Linked DNA regions of Mus musculus: region 1 is linked to region 2. The links are chromatin loops, found by intact Hi-C in ENCODE. Cell type or tissue: heart. All regions are shown on one strand.

Region 1 (8,000 bases), 180 kb before region 2:
TAACGCACATGGGCCAAGGCAACAAAATCAGCCTAGGATCTGCTGGGATTGTTTTAGCAGCTCTGGGTGGAGGGCTTGTCCATAGTCATCTGGCATGACCAGCTTTATTAAAATAGTCTTGATCATGAGGATTAAGAGACAGGGGCAGTCAGAAGGAAGTGAGGCACACACTTGAGCATGGGTGTTGGGTTCTGACAGAGAGAGAGAGAGAGAGAGAGAGAGAGAGAGAGAGAGAGAGAGAGAGAGAGAGAGAGAGAGAGAGAGAGAGACTGAGAGTAAGCCATACCTCAGAAGAGAGGGGGGCACACCCAGTAGTGCTGACATATGTACCATTTTGGTGATATGTACCATTTTGGTGGCTCTCAAGTCACATCTCAAAAGCTTCCTCCCCCATTGTCTTCTGATAAGTGAGATGCCTTTGCCAGAATTATAATCTGGTGTGATAAGAGTCATCAGGGCTGTACCAGGAGCTACCAGGGTTGCACAGGGGTCCTTGCTCTGCAAATGAATTTTCTGGTGAGATTTCTAGAAAATTGCATATTTTCATCGGTGCATAGAGGACAGCCTTGAGCAGTTCCTAACTGTGCTCAAATCTCACTTCCTTGATGGTAAGAGGTGCCAATTGGACTCCAGAATGGGGCTTTTCCCCTTCTTGCATTCCCTAAATGTATCTTCCTTTTCTATCTGGAGTTACTTCAGGCCTTAGCAAGACCACAGATGCTGGTGAATCAAATATAGAAACTGGAAAATATAGTTATTACAAAAGTCAATGGAAATAGCTGTGAGCTAAATCAAAACCCCACAAAGAAAGGGATCCATCTCCATTGGGAGCTCTGGCTAAGAGAAGCCATGTTAGCTTTTCTATCCCCTTATGTCCTTTGTGCCAATATTTTCTGACAAGAATTCTGATGGTCTCCACTCAAGGTAGTGAGCACCCAAGCTCCCTCCCTCCAGTGCACCCTGGGCTGAGCCTGGGCAAATTCTCATGGTGCATTCATGCATGGAGCTGAGTGGGAGAGGGCTCCCACTGCCCGTGAACTGATGGGCCGTGGCGGCTCTTCACTGGCTGGTACCCAACCCAGCAAGCGGCCAAGTGCCCAGAGCTGCTCTCTACTCCCACAGTCTTGACTTATGGCCAACAGAGCAGAATGTTCCCTGTACCCACAGACCAAATAAAGGCAAGGAAAAGGGTGGCCTTGGGGCATGGCTGTTAGGAAGCCAGCATCCATGTGCCCTGTTGAGATGTTCTCACAGGAAAATAAATCCCAATGCAAAACTTCATGGCACAGTTCCTCTTTTCCCTACATCAGGATCAGCTCCAAAGAAAGGCCCTGTCTGGTAGCATTCCAATCTTCTTCCTCCTTGCCCTCTTCCTCCCACTCTTCCTCCTCCTCCTCTTCACCCTCCTCCCCTTTCACCACCACTTGAACTTCCATCTAAATACTAAAACAGGATACTTAATATATAGTACCTCTCATCTTCCCTGCAACAATTTTCAGGTTAAGTTTTAGTTGTGTTTCCATTATACGGACGACAAAACATCAGGTAACATCAGTGAGTCACAAAACAAGGCAGAAGGACATAGAAAGGAACTTTAGGAAGGTAGGAGTATGACAGGTGTGGGATGGGGATAATGGGGTGCAGAGTAATGAGAATGTATTACATTGCATGGGTGGTCAAACCTTGAGTTTAATCAATAAGAGAATGATTTTAAAAGGGTTGGAACACCATGGGGTACCATGACATTTTAGCAGTGGCCTTGGCCATCTTGGCTTTACTATATCTCTTGAAGAGAGAGGCTAAGAGGCTACACGCAGTGATGGTCATCACCATGTGAGTCTGAGTAAGTCAAGTTCACAGGGTAAAGCTACCTAACAATGTGTTTCTCAGCTCTTGGCCCGGCCTTCATCCGGCCCTGCCATCATCATCGGCCCCGCCATCATCATCCAGCCCTACCATCGTCTGCAGTGTGACTGGTTTCCACACACTGTGTTCTGGGTTACTCCTGCAAAAGCCTCCATCCTTGAGGTGTTCCTTCATTGGCTCATTCCGTCCCTACTGTCTCCTGTCATCTGTGACGGCCATCCCATTCACATCTGCATTCTGTCTCCCAACCGTATGCCACACTCTTTTCCTACCTAGAGCTCCGAGAGCCTTGTTTCCTCGAAGGCCCATGAGGACAGCAAAATGGACCTAAGGGAGGCACGTTCTCACCCCAGGCTACCTCATTCGGACCGAGAGTTCTGAAATGTAGGGGAAGGAAGAGAGTTAGGGGAGGCCAGGAATAAGAAGGGGGACCCCTCCCTTGGGCTGGAGAGATAGCTCAGCCGTTAAAGGCTAGGCTCACAACTAAAAATATAAGAAGGGGGACCCCCATACCCTGATCCTCTTTAGAGGATGCAAAGGACAGGCTCCCTGTGTCTTTCTCAAATGTCTCTCATTTCTATCATCAGCACTGTAGATTTGATAGTCATTTCCACTTATCAGTGCCCACTCACTGTTTCTCTCACAGTTGATTTTTTTAAACACTCATTTACTGCTCAGCTTCCTCTTAGCTGAGGACTTCTGGAAAACACAGGCTCAATAGACAGATGGTATATAATGATACATCTTGAAAATTCTTGGATGCATTGTTGGGGAAATGCCCACTAATGTTTGGTCTCCCACCTTTGAATCTGAATCCTGGCAAGGGGATATGCAAGGTGTATTACCAGAGGAGGGACTCCTATCTCTAGGACCTGAGTGATTGAGGAGGGACATCTCTAGGACCTGAGGAAACCAGAGTCCAACATAGGAATGTGCCTAACATAGAAAAGAAATGTCCAGCTTCAGTGCTTACCCAAACACTCTGTACTACAAAGCTGCTGCTGAGACTATGCTGGCAAAGAGCAGCCCTCAGAACATCCTATGCAGGTATGTGAGCTTACTTTCTCCAGAACACTCTGACCTTTGAAGTTCAAAGATAGAAGATGACCCTTCAGGAAGTGATGCAAACATACCCCTGAGCTATTTGGCTTGGCTCTGTCTACAGACCAGCATGCCCTCAGGCAAACACTGAATGCAAATCCAGGCTTAGAAACGCCACAGTGCAAGCTGAGAGAGGTGGCAGAAGAGACAGACAAAGGATAAGTGGAGCCTGCTGGGAACTGACACCAGCCTGTCCACCTAGGGATGGACAAACTTTAGCCAGACCAGACGTTCAGATTAAGCTTAGGATATATTGAGGGAAGATGCTGTAATGTGTATGCGTACATCTTAATTTTAGAGTGTTGATTATCCAAAGGGGAGCCTCAGTGTCCCCATTTGACACAGAATGACAATGCTCTAATCAGACACTAGGAAAGCACAGTCAGAATGAGGATGTGTCCCCCTCCCCCCCCTCCCATGAGCCCACTCCTGACTCGATGATGCAGTTGCCCATCTTTGTTGCTCTCCAAACCTACTTTGCACTCGGCTTTGGGCACTTTTTCTTCTCTCCTAAGACTGTGTCAGTAATAATTATAGATCGTGCTTTCCCTAAGAAATCCCCTTAACAGAAGGGCCGAAAGGCCAAACGTCTCCTTCCCTCTTTCCCACCCCACTCTTCCCATGTTTTGCAAATTTCGTCGACTTTGTTGTCAGGGAGAGAGCTTTTATTTGGACGAGATAATTTAGTTTGTAGTTCTTTCTGGGTTACAGATACTTTTTTCTTATCAATAAATTTATTTTGTAGGCATTACCTTTTCTTTCTCTAAAAATAAAAAATATTTTTGAAGTCAGTTGTGGCAGCGCACTCCCTCAATCCCAGCTCTTGGAAGGCAGAGGCAGGCGGATCTCTGTGAGTTCAAAGCCAGTCTGGTCTACAGAGTGAGTTCCAGGATAGCCAAGGCTGCACAGAAAAACCATGTCTCAAACAAACAAACAAACAAACAAACAAACAAACACAGCAACAAAAACCCAAACCAAACAAACAAATAAACAAAAACTCTACAAAGTTTTCAGACAGTGCACACGCATTTGAAGGGTGGTCATAGGAAGTGCCGGCCTACTGGCAGTCTGGTTTCTGCTGCCCAGGTTCCATTGTCTGGATTTTTCTCCTGATTTCTCACTTAACCCTCCTGGAAGGAGGATGCACAGCTTGAGAATGTCTCTCCATGTCTTCACAGGCTCTTGTGCTCAGGCAGGAGCATGACGCACACCAAACAGGAGCCCAGCCTGGAAGTGGTGAGCCCCAAACACTCCAAACCCAGGCCTAACAATGCGACCCTTGACCTGTGTTGCCAAGCCAACGACCCTCAGTCCCACAACCCACTTGGCTCACTTCCCACCCTCACTTGTGTGATGTCATTTTCTGTTTAAATTAGGAGATCACCCCCTCCTCATTCTCTTTCTTCTCTGCCCCTCTACCCACCTCGCTGCTCCCTTTGTCTCTGCACAATAAACCTCTCTCATGTGGAACCGCCTTGGCTTGGTTTGCTGTTTGGTTTATCTGATATATATATATATATATATCGATATTAATAACACATCAGTAGTGCTCTGTGCTTGGTGCAAAGCTCACAGCCAAGCCCAGGAAAGTCACTAGGACCATGGAGGTGCTCTTCCTGCTCGCTCTCTGACTGCCTGGGGCTGCCAAGGGAATCCCCCCCCCCCCCGAACCCCAGGATGTCTTGAACCAATTAAAGACTTCAATTCTCTTCAGTCCATGGCAAGAAGAGAGCTTCGAGATGCTCGCAATCTCATGGGAGTAGGTTTCCCAGAAGGACTGTCTCTTCTCAAGGCCAGCCCCAGGCAGCTGCTGGAGGCCAGGACCGTCCTATAAAACCCTGGGCCTGCCCCTCCCGTCTGGGTAGCTTTCAAAGCCAGCACTGAAGTGGTTCATTAAAAGCCAACCAGTGGTGACTAGCATCTAGCATCACCCAGACGTGAAAATAAACACAGGGACAAATGCCAGCCGCCCAGCAGTGTCCAGGCTCCAAGCAAATGTGTGCTATTTTAGGGAAGAGAAGAATTTCTTGACTGTCTCTCAGAGCCCTCAGAACCCAAGGCCCACTAGCTGGCAATTCCAGGGAACATTTGTAAGTTGTTCTTCTTAGCAGCCCAGACAGGACCCACTACCTAAATTCCCAGGCTTGGACTGTACAGCTCAGCTCTGTGTCAGCATCAGAAATCAAACCAGAAGCAGTAGCTTCATTGTGTTGGGTAGGAATCAACATGGGGAGTGTCTATAGCAATCAGAACACAGCCCAGTGGGACAGACTGCATGTCTTGATCAGTGTCTGGAAGAGCAAAGGGTACACAGTAGGTAGGTGTTTGATAAGTAGCAATAAAAAAGGGGGTGGGGGAGGAAGGAAAGCAGGGAGTCTTGGCATAAAGGCTCTCCAGGAACTGTAATTTGAGAAGCACTGACTGTTCTTGGATGACCCAGGAGAACTGTACTTGGCCCCCACTTCCCACAAGTAACTGCAATGCTTGCAAGTTGAAGTTCCTTAAAGTTAAATTCAAGTGCATCCTTGAGGGGATAGAGAAGTTCTGAGTGAATGTGTTACCGACAGGACCTCGGAGGCCTCAGAACCATGGGGATTAGCAAAACCTTCCTCTGGTCTTCCTTCTCCCTCTCCTTCTTCTCCTCCTCCTCCCCTCCCCCTCTCCCACTCCCTCTCCATCTTTCCTTACCTCTCTCTGTCTCTGCCTGTCACACACACACACACACACACACACACACACACACACACACACACACACCCATGCTAAGTACACATCTCAACAGCACTGCAGTCATTCACAGAACCCTTAATCTTGTGAGTTGAAAGTCTGTGTCCATCACATGGTAACCCTCACCCCCCCCCTCCCATTGCCTGGAACCCGCACTCGACTTTCTGCTTCTATGAACTTTGTGCTCCCGCTACCTTATGTAAGTGGATTTGTATGGAACTTGGTCTTTTTATGTGGGTATTTCTAGTTGCATATTGTCTTCAAGGTTTGGTGTGTGATGTAGACCATACCAGAGCATTCTGTGGGAAGGCTGACTTAAAGCCCACTGTGTGGATAGACCCTGCTCTGTTTGACAACTCATTCATCAGTGAGGTGCTCCAAGAGGCTGCTGTAAATGACTTCATGCAGATACCTTTAAGAATCCCCATTTTTCAATTCTTTTGAGTACTTACAACTGAATTGTTTCATAGGCAAAATATTTGTTCTGCAGGAGAAAATCTTTTAGATGCCATTTGGCTCAAGGCCATAGCCTTTGTAAACTTTTCCTCATCCTTAGAGTGAGTCCCAACAATGGACCATGTTCCAGAAAGACATGGCCCTGCCAGGTACTAGAGAGAGAACAGAGATCAAACATCACTAGCGTGGAAAAGAACCAAGATCAAAATCCAGATCATCCAGTAAAAGACCAAGTCAGAAGGTCACACCAGTGGCTGAAGGTTCTCCTCTGTGTAGACAAAAGTCACAGCCAGGAAAAGAATGGCTCTCTGAAGTTCAGCAGTCTGTACTTACTCTAAGTTCTCTCAATGTTACAGGCTTCCAGCTCTGGAGCCACTTACTCTCAGGCTTCCTGCAGTTATGGTTTGCAGCTCTCAGCTCCCAGCAGCTCCTCACTTCCCATAGCATTGACTCCTTAGTCATTTATTGTTGCATTCACCCCGACCAGCAGAAAAGACGACCAGCAGGAAAGACACAACACCATGTTGTCCTTCTTCAAGCAGGTTTATTTAGGAACACTTCACATTGCAATGCAGGAACGGGAATCCCCCCCCCCCGCAACCCTGGGGGCGCCTTAAATACCCTACTGACTCCTCCCAATCACCCCAGTCACATAATGGCAGTCCATTGGTTCACAGCAAGTGACGACACCTCAGGTGAGCTGACGAGGCATGGCGTCTGCACAGTGCAGGCGGTTGGGATGTGGCTAAGTCTGAGGTAATAAGGGTCAGGCGCAGGTCGTAAGACCTGGCAGCAGTCCTGGGTGCCATCTTCGGGTGGCGGTCGCACCCACTCCTCACATCTCCCCCTTATTTATTATTTTGGCAGTGAGAATGCCTGTCTTAGGTTGCCCCCTGTGATAATGCTCCTTACCCATCATCGGGAGGACAGACAGCAGTGGTCTGGTCCCTGTCTTAGGTTAGTCACACCTCCAGGGAGTCTTACCCATTATTGACTACTTCTCTAGCATGCCAAGCCACACTTGAGAAGATTGCCCCAGCTCTGGGGCTGCAAAAGCCTGAATCAACAGTGCCTGCTCATGGGTATGCCTTTTTTTTTGCATACGACAAATGCACCATAGGGCCATTACTCCTGTGGCAACGCAGATGATTGCCAGCCCTCCTATGCCAGCCCATTCCTTGAGGTGTGATATTGCTGTGACTATGGCAGCAGTAATCTCAAAATCTCTTTTAGGTCTAAACAGTGTCATCTCAGATGGAGCTTGCACTGGCCAGGGTACAAATCTAGGCATACAGTTACCACAGCCAAAGAAAATACAGATGCATTCCAATACATACTATAAAAGCAATTATCACTACTATGATTCTTGAAGCCAAAACACTCACAGAATTTTCAAACAAATCAGACCCATTCCAATAACAACTAGCATTTCCCCAGGCCCCTCCCATCAGTATACTTAGAGGTGACAAATCAGTACAGCTTCCATTTACCCCACATAACAACCATACATTAAAAGGATTATTAGCCCCTTGCTGTGTTGGGCTTTGATATGTCCAATTATAACCTGCAAATGTTTAATCATGCATGGTACTGATGTATGGAGAAAAGGTAAAATACTTTTTCACTACCCAAGCAGCCTTCCGGGATTGACATCCAGTCCACGGAGGCAAAGAGTCTCGTACGCCTCTGCAAAATGGGGTCCAGCGTGGTTGGGGTGGAATGCTAGCATTGCCCTTGGGTATGCTCACAGGCCAAGTTCCTCTGATCCAAGTAGCATTAGCTCGGGTTGAACTATTAAAAGGTCTATCCAACCATGCAGCAGTCTGATTATACAATTGCATACACACACT
Region 2 (8,000 bases):
GCAGCCCCTTGTTTGGGATATATTTTTTTTTTCCTAAAGTTTGTCTTAGCACACGAGAAGAACGAAAAAGCTCCATCCCAAGGGAAACGGTGATGGTTTCTGGGTCCTGTTGGGGCTTTGTGATGAAACCCTAACACAGCTCAGTCCACAGAAGACACTTGATGGTTACTGTCTTCTCATGCTATCCCAGGAAACAAGTCTGCTGTAAGGGCTACAGTGTCCTTACAGGGACTTTACATGTTTCCTCTATATCATTTGTATCTCTGGCCAATCCAGTGATGGCTTGACTGCTAATAGTACTAATTGATGAGACAGAGGAAATGCCCAGCTCACAAGCAATTTGTTCCAGCACTCTGAAAGCTAGTTAGGGAGCTTAGAATGTATTCTCCTCATAGTATTGTTTAGGCTAGCCAAGAAGCTTTGGGCTCAAGCCATCCCCCTGTCTCCGACACCCAAGTAGCTGAGAATAAAGACATGCAGCACTATGCCCAGCTTTAAAAAAATATTGTAAGTGGTTGGTTTCCAGGCCAGACCCAAAAGCCTTCTTCAGTTGGATGTTGGAGAGCTGAGGTTTAAGGGGGGAAAAGAACAGAAAACATTTTGGAGATTTATTAGTAAGCAAAACCAAATGGGAAAGACTTCGTCACCTTTAATCCTGAAGCCTGGTCAATAAAGCAACCAATGAATGAGGACAAGGGGGAGAATCAGGACTTTTTAAGGGAGACTTCTGCTTATGAGAATTTGGAGAGCCTAATGTAGCAGTTTGACACTTTTTCCAGTTTTACCTCTAACCCCCACCCCTTTTTGTCTTGTTTTCCTTCTTACAAGTATGAAAAAGCAGAGTGCACAGAAGGCGATGGAGGGCAGAGGAAAGATGGAGAATAGAAATGTTTGAGAGAGATGTCCTTCTTTGTGCGCATGAAGTTAAATCATAGCCCTGTGAGAACTGGCTGACCAAGGCGAGCTGGTGTGAAGAAACCGAGCAGACCTTAGGGACGCCTAGTTAATGTTACAGGGCCTAGAAGTGAGTCCACTACTCGGTCAGACAGTACCCTTTCTGGCCATAAGGTGGTGCCATAAGCTCAGCCAGCCTGCCCCTATAGGCTGGGACATTTAGTGGGCGGAGCTCCCCAGTGTGAGCCATGTTCCTCTCTCAGGCTCTGGAACCCTTTAGAAGCCTGGACTAGAGACATGTGTCAACTTATAATCCCTGCCTCAGCAAGCTAGAATGAGCCTGTCTGCTAGACCCCCACCTACTCACATCGGAGCAAGGATACCTTCTGTCCTTCTAGATACTACAACCCACAAAGTTCAACCTATTCCTTTCCACTAACTAGATTCATCTTGTTCCAAAATGTACCCATCCACCCCCAGCTTCCTCTAAGTACTAAGGAGAACCCAATCAAAGAGCATCTTTTGTCACATCTTTAGATACCTATCAAGATGATAGGTCTTCCACAGAGGGTGCAGATATGGCAGCGTGGCCCAGTCTTACCTCGTCTCCCTCTTTAGCACCAAACTAGACAGCCTCCTTCTCAACACAAAACTCACAGTGTCCCTCCTCTTTTCTTGTGTTTTGTCTCCATGGAAACATTCTTCCCCTTGCATCCACTTGGCAATACTCTCCTCTAGCTTTCAACCCAAGCACTTCACTCTTGGACTTGAGTGAGGGCAACTGGTAAAGGGAAAGCAGGGGTCCCGCCCCGCAAGTCTGGCTGTCACAGACAAACCAGTCCTGTCTCAGCAGTTATATGTCTCAAACTGAAGTAGGCCTGTCCACAGACACTGGAGCCCCAAGGGCAGCACTGGCTGGCCAGTTCTTGCTCCTCCAAGTCTTAGGGTGGATGTTAGGGTTAGAGAGATACCAATTTTTCAACCTTGCAATGTGTTTGATGCCTGTGCTTAAGTGCTAGCTTTGTAAGCGTCCTCTATTGTCCCCAGCCCATTCCACTCAACTGCCAAACCCAGCCCGAGGGAGATAAAGGAGTCTGCAGAGAAGAGGGAAATTACAACAAAGACACCAGTGTGATCCATGCCCCACAACATTTGCTCTGGGCCTTTAGAGGATTACTCAGGAAACCTCCCAGTCTGTCTGCAGCCCTGTTGAAATGGACTGGGAGAACATCTTTGTCTGCATGCTTTGGCATTGGCCAGAGATGAAACTTCAAGAACGGATACCCATGTGTGCTTATACCACGCATCTAGCTACTATGTGTTCTTTCCAAAGCAGCAGTAGGTTCAGGGGGAACCATGAAATTCCTTTGAAATGTGAAGTTAAAGCCTCAAGATGATTTTTTTTTTCAAACCATGCAGATCCTCTGAGGGCAGGTGCAGGGCCTCTCTACAATGGAACAAAGTGGGTGGTTTCCCTCTGCTGCCTGAATCTCCAGATTCTGTTTCTCTGATATTTTTGTTCCATGAAAGAGGCCACAGAGAGGTTACCTAGCTCTAAAGTTAAGGCTGAGGGCCACTTGACTCTCCCAGGAAATTTTCGGCCTTAAAGGGTGGGGGCAGACCAAAATGCTGTTCGTTTGTGTGTTTTGTTTTGTTTTGAAGGATGTACAGGAGGGTCTTCATCTCCTAAACTAATAAAGGGAGCTAAATTGACTATTCAAGCAAGCAAGGATGGTCCATCATTATACCCAATATCCACCACTTTCCTCAAAAGATAAATGAGGAAGTCACTGCTATTATAGTGACGAATGGCCAGTTTCTTCCTACCATCGAAGACTAAGAGATTCAAACTGACCATTTCCTGGGGCCGAGAACTGTATGGTACTAAGACAGAAGCTCCAAGAAGTCCTGCCCATTGGAAAGCCCATTCCCAGGGCTCCTTCCTCCTTTCTGAAGCAGCAGTCACCCTGACCCCCAGCTTCTCATTTCCCTCGCTGGAGGGCAGCTGGCACCCAGAGAAGCTGAACAGCTGCGGAAAGACAACCTGCGCGCTCATTTCTATACCCCTCCCCCAGGTGTGTCACACGTAGGCGCAGAAGAGGCTGAGAGCGGGCCTCGCTTCGGAGGCCCAGGGTTGCAGTCGCCGCGGGCGGTGGGTGATGAAACCTCCCAGGCGCATTACTGCAGAATGCGCGGGCGAGCGGGAAGTCGGGCAAGGACGGGGGTTGAGAGTTGGTACCCAGGCTCACCTGTTCTCCAAGACTAGGGTGGGGACTGCGGGGGAGGGGCAAGGAGTGCCAATACCGGACGAGTGCCATGTGGCGCTAGGTGGCAACGCTCGCCTCTCCACCCTCCCCCAATCAAGCTGGCCCCCCGAATTACTCCTTCGGGTTTATGAGGCCAAGAGCAGCAGTTCCTGTCCCGGGCCCAGCGCGAGGGAGACGTGAGCGTGCACACGTACACACACAGCAGGGAGGAAAGACGCTCCCGGCAGCGCCCAACTTTCTCCCCGCTTCCTCCAGCAGCGGAGATTGCAGCTGAAGGCGATCTGATTCTCAGGGTGCTTAAGGAGGGGGCTCCAAGAAGAGGAGAAAAAAATAGAAGGTCCCAAGATTTGGGGGGTGGGGTGCTTTAATTTTACATCAGAGGACTGCAGAGTAGAACAAACAAACAAACAAACAAAACCCGTAAGTGGGCCGAGTGGCATTTGGAGAAAATTGAAGACTGTATTTGGAGACGCCTAAAGTTGCCTGTCAAGCTCTGGCCTCTTGGGCACGCGATGGTCTGTGGCCGCCTGACCCAAGGCTGCCTGGGCCTCCAGGCCACCAGCCAGGAAATGATGCAAATGAATTTTCACCTGGTGAAATGAATTGTCACTTGGATCCCTGAAGCCCAGACAGGAATCCGTCTGGACTGGAGGAGGAGCGAGACGAGACGCCCCAGGTGTTATTGGACCCATCAAATTCAGGCAGAAAGTGGGTAAGTCAATCAGGCCAGCAGCTTCCACGCCTGTCCTCAAGCGCCTTTAAATAAAACAAAAACCAAAAAACCCAAAAAACAAAACAAGCGTCAGGACGCTTAGGAATTCCCACCAGAGTTCAATTTGCTCGCACCATCTCTGTGACCAGGTATCTGTCCTAATCTGTTCAGGTCTCCTGGCTGAGAATGTGACTGTGTTCCAAAGAGGAAACTTTCCCAGCTGGATATGAACCCTGGGGACTCTGTCCCTGTGAAGACCGACTTCTCCTGCCCCCCACCCCCCTTTTTTTAGTTTTTAGTTGCAAGTAGAGTTGGCATCCGCTTTAATTTTTCCCCCTCAGTCCATTCGGCCATTGCCCCGGAGCACACGCGCACGCGTCTCGCACACACACACACACACACACACACACACACACACACACACACACACACACCACGCAAACGCGTGCCATTGCCCCGGAGCACACGCGCACGCGTCTCGCACACACACACACACACACACACACACACACACACACACACACACACACACACACACACACACACACACACACACACACACACACACACCACGCAAACGCGTGGCCGCCGCCAGGTCTGCAACTTTGTGGGGCGATCGCGGAGGCGCTCCGCTTCCTCCCGTAGAAGTTGGCGCAGGCCCCGCCTCCCGCTGTGTTGTCAAACGGGCCGGGGTCTCCGATTGGTCCAGCCTCCGGGACAACACCTGCTCGACTCCTTCATTCAAGTGACACCAGAGCTTCCAGGGATATTTGAGGCACCATCCCTGCTATCGCCGGGCACTCGCGGCGCGGCTAACGGCCTGGTCACATGCTCTCCAGAGAGCTACGGGAGGGCGCTGGGTAACCTCTATCCGAGCCGCGGCGAGGAGGAGGGAAGGGGCCAGCGAGGAGGAAGAGTGGGAGGAGGGGGAAGCGGCGGAGGAGGAAGAGGAGGAGGAGGGGCGCACAAAGAATCCAGGTCTCCAGGCGGGAGGGTGATACCCAGAACCATGTGTGCGGAGCGGCTGGGCCAGTTTGTGACCCTGGCTTTGGTGTTTGCCACCTTGGACCCGGCGCAGGGGACGGACTCCACGAACCCTCCGGAAGGTCCCCAAGACAGGAGCTCGCAGCAGAAAGGCCGTCTGTCCCTGCAGAACACAGGTAAACGCGTGCGCCCTGCAGCCCAGAGCTGCCGGGGGAGAACAGGGTGCATGCTCGCGGCGCGCCGGGTGCCTTTAGCCCCAAGCCGGCGACCCGAGCTCACCCCGGGCGGCACAAACTCTCCGTGGCTCGGGACGTGCAGAGGGAAGAGCGAGGCGAAGCGAGGTCTGGCTCGGGCTGCGAGAGCCGGGGATCGGCACGTGCTAGCAGGGTGATGAAATGGCTGAGGCAAGACTTGTTGCTAGCCTTCCCCGGGGCTGAGGGGAACCGAGGCTGTGCCTGACGCTGCTGCCAGCTCCAGCCAGAGTCCCGGGCCCGGAGCAGGGCGCACTTCGTCACGCCTGGCCCGTGCGAAGTACCAAGGGACCCCAGAGCTGGGCTCGCCCTGCACCCAGAACTTCGTTTCCAAGCCGGCCAGCCTGGCATGTACTGTCTCCGTTTTCTCCAAAGATGCCGGACAGCCCAGAACTTTGCTGGCCAGTTAGGAACTTTTCCTTTGGGGGAGGGGGTTCGCAAAGCGTACCTCTGCTGCTGCAGCCATGCTCCTAGCCAAGTCAGCACGGGAAGAACTGTTGACACGATCCGAATCGTGCGCGGCCCTGCTCACCAGCAAGCTGCAGTGCAAAAGCCTGACGTGTGGCACACGGGGCTGGCCTTCTTCCCAGCTCCCGGGAGAGAAAGAAACGTGTCTGCCGCTCGTCTCCTTACGCCCCCACCCCCGCAATTCCTCGGGGGCCGTGTGAAAGCGGCGGCCGTGGCGTGCGTGCGCTCCTTGCCTGAGCCGGAATGCACAAGTGCTGGTCAGGGTTCTCCAAGTGAGTGATCGCTGCCCTGCTCGCGACCACGCGTGGAGTCAGTTCAGCCTCTCACCCCCGCTTGTCTAGGCGCACAATCAAGGGTTCCTCGTCCGCCCTGCCTCCTCTCGGGTTTAGGCACCCCTTCACAAGCACAAGCTCGTTCTCATGCTAGATTTCATCTCATACAGATTTTTCGACTCGAGCCCCGCCCTTCTTCCAGAATACACTTTCCTCATTGTAATTTTGCGGTTGGTTTAAATCGTAGAACTGAGCGAACCGAGAGAGGCGTGAGACTGCTCTGCCGCAGCCTGACAGCTCCCTGTCTGTCCTTTCAGGCTGACGAATTAGGACATCTTGGAAGAGGGAGCAGGCTCGGGGCCTCTGGGATTCGAGGGGATTAAGTGATATCTCACACCGGATCCCTAATTAAAAGGAACCTCCAGAGAAAGGTGGCGGGTGGAAAGGCCAGCCCCCACCTGCCTCCTGCGTTCTGAAGCTGGTGCCAGCTGCAGCTTCCGTGGCCTAGCATTTTTAATGCGGGTGGTTTGGAGGCACGGCTTTAATAGGAATCTTGTTTTGATTTTTAGGTGTTGAATCATAAAGCTGAATTGAAGTTGCTTGGACGCTTTCATCTGGGTTCAGGAAGGAAATGGCCAGATCTTAACGGCAGTGGCTTCTGCAGCCTCAAGTAGAGAACGACATTTAATTCATAAAATGTGGTCATTTTCAAATCTTATTTTCCCTGTGGGTTTTAAAAGCTGAAGTGCTTTGGGCTCTTGAACAGTAGTCCCACAAGTACCTTCATTAAGTGGAAACGATAGAAGGAAGAAAAGAAAACGCTCAGACTAAATTCTGATTGTTATATTTGTTTATTTTGGCTAATTTTACAAATACACATACTTTTCATATGTATTAGAAAATAATGACATTTTCTTTCCACTCCTTAGATTCTGAAATTGGCTCCACTTTTCTCTCCTTTTTTTTTTCTCTAGCCCTTATTAACACTTAGCATGGCAGAAAACTTTGTATATAATTTTTCATTTTAGCGGAGATCCAGCACTGTTTGGTCAATGCCGGGGACGTGGGCTGTGGTGTGTTTGAGTGTTTCGAGAACAACTCTTGTGAAATCCAGGGTTTACATGGGATTTGCATGACGTTTCTGCACAACGCTGGAAAATTCGATGCCCAGGTAAAAAGAACATAGAGAATGAAAAATATTCTGGGTTGGTATAGTGTGGTTGAAATATTGGCTTGGATAGACTTGTGAGCAGATTTCCTGGGTTTAAGTTGCTTGAGAGAGTCTGGTGTTTGCAGGTATGCAGCTGGGCGCCAGTAGCTCCACGTTCCCCCATTGCTCTGCTCTCCGGAGTGCCATTAAGCCAAATCCTTTTCTGCATTCTCATGCTATAACCACACAGGCAGAGCAGACTGGACACCAAAGCCAGTGATAAAAGTGAACCCATTCCTCAAACCCAATACATTAGGAAGAAAGGGCTGAAGTGGTAGAGATCCTAGGTATAGGTAGCAAAGGTTCTTCTGATATATGCATATGTATACACACACACACACACACACACACACACACACACACACACACACACACACACACAGAGGCAGGAAGCCTAGACAATTCACAGTCTCCAAAGAGAAGGGAACAGAGTCTCCTCTTCCAATCTGAAAAGTCAAAACCATGACCGAACCTCCCTTGCCTTACAGTCATAGCTGAATCCACCTCAGATATATCAAGGTAGAGCTGAGTTGCTGCCCAGGGCAGAGAACCAATAAGCAAGTTGATGGTTCTGTCACAGAAGGCCCAAATGTGTGTTTAGATGGCTTTGTGGCATTAGGATTGTCTTCATTTTGTGCCCTGGCTCTCAGCCCCGTTGAAACACCCTGTTTTATCTCATGCACTTCCTCTTTTATTTCACTGGAGCATGATGACGAAGTTCGGAAGAGGTCAACAGTTGAGATATGATTTTATAAAAGTCACCAGTCACCATCCACAGACACCTTGTGGACAGCCTGACAAGCAAGGTCTGTCCACCAGAAAGGGATGTGATAGCCCCTGCAGCCTAAACTGTGGAGGATGTGAGGTAGCAGAATGGGAAACAGAAACCAGGAGGAAAGGGAGAGAACTTTGAACTCCTCAAGACTCCATAAAAAGATTCCC

Evidence for each region. Peaks named below come from ENCODE experiments on the same cell type or tissue, not always from the same donor. Only the 100,000 strongest peaks of a DNase experiment are listed, where the experiment ranks them.
Region 1: it touches region 2 in a loop (2.8-fold over the local background); 3 of 42 quality-filtered maps call a loop at or near these places.

Annotation. Positions count from the first base shown.
Region 1 is chr11:31,548,329-31,556,328 of GRCm38, reverse strand. No RefSeq gene overlaps it. Among named protein-coding and RNA genes, the nearest start is that of Gm35063, 65 kb to the left of the region's middle. In heart, no CTCF peak of the experiment used is centred here; DNase peaks (open chromatin) are centred at 1,098, 4,848 and 5,338; H3K27ac peaks cover 523 bases.
Region 2 is chr11:31,366,745-31,374,744 of GRCm38, reverse strand. Stc2 (stanniocalcin 2) reads left to right here and starts at 4,684. Exons shown (of 4, transcript NM_011491.3): 1 at 4,684-5,033; 2 at 6,877-7,019. The coding sequence starts at 4,883. In heart, a CTCF peak has its summit at 1,063 (motif pointing right); DNase peaks (open chromatin) are centred at 1,114, 4,664, 5,084, 5,724 and 2 weaker places; H3K4me3 peaks cover 3,718 bases; H3K27ac peaks cover 3,233 bases; H3K27me3 peaks cover 2,835 bases.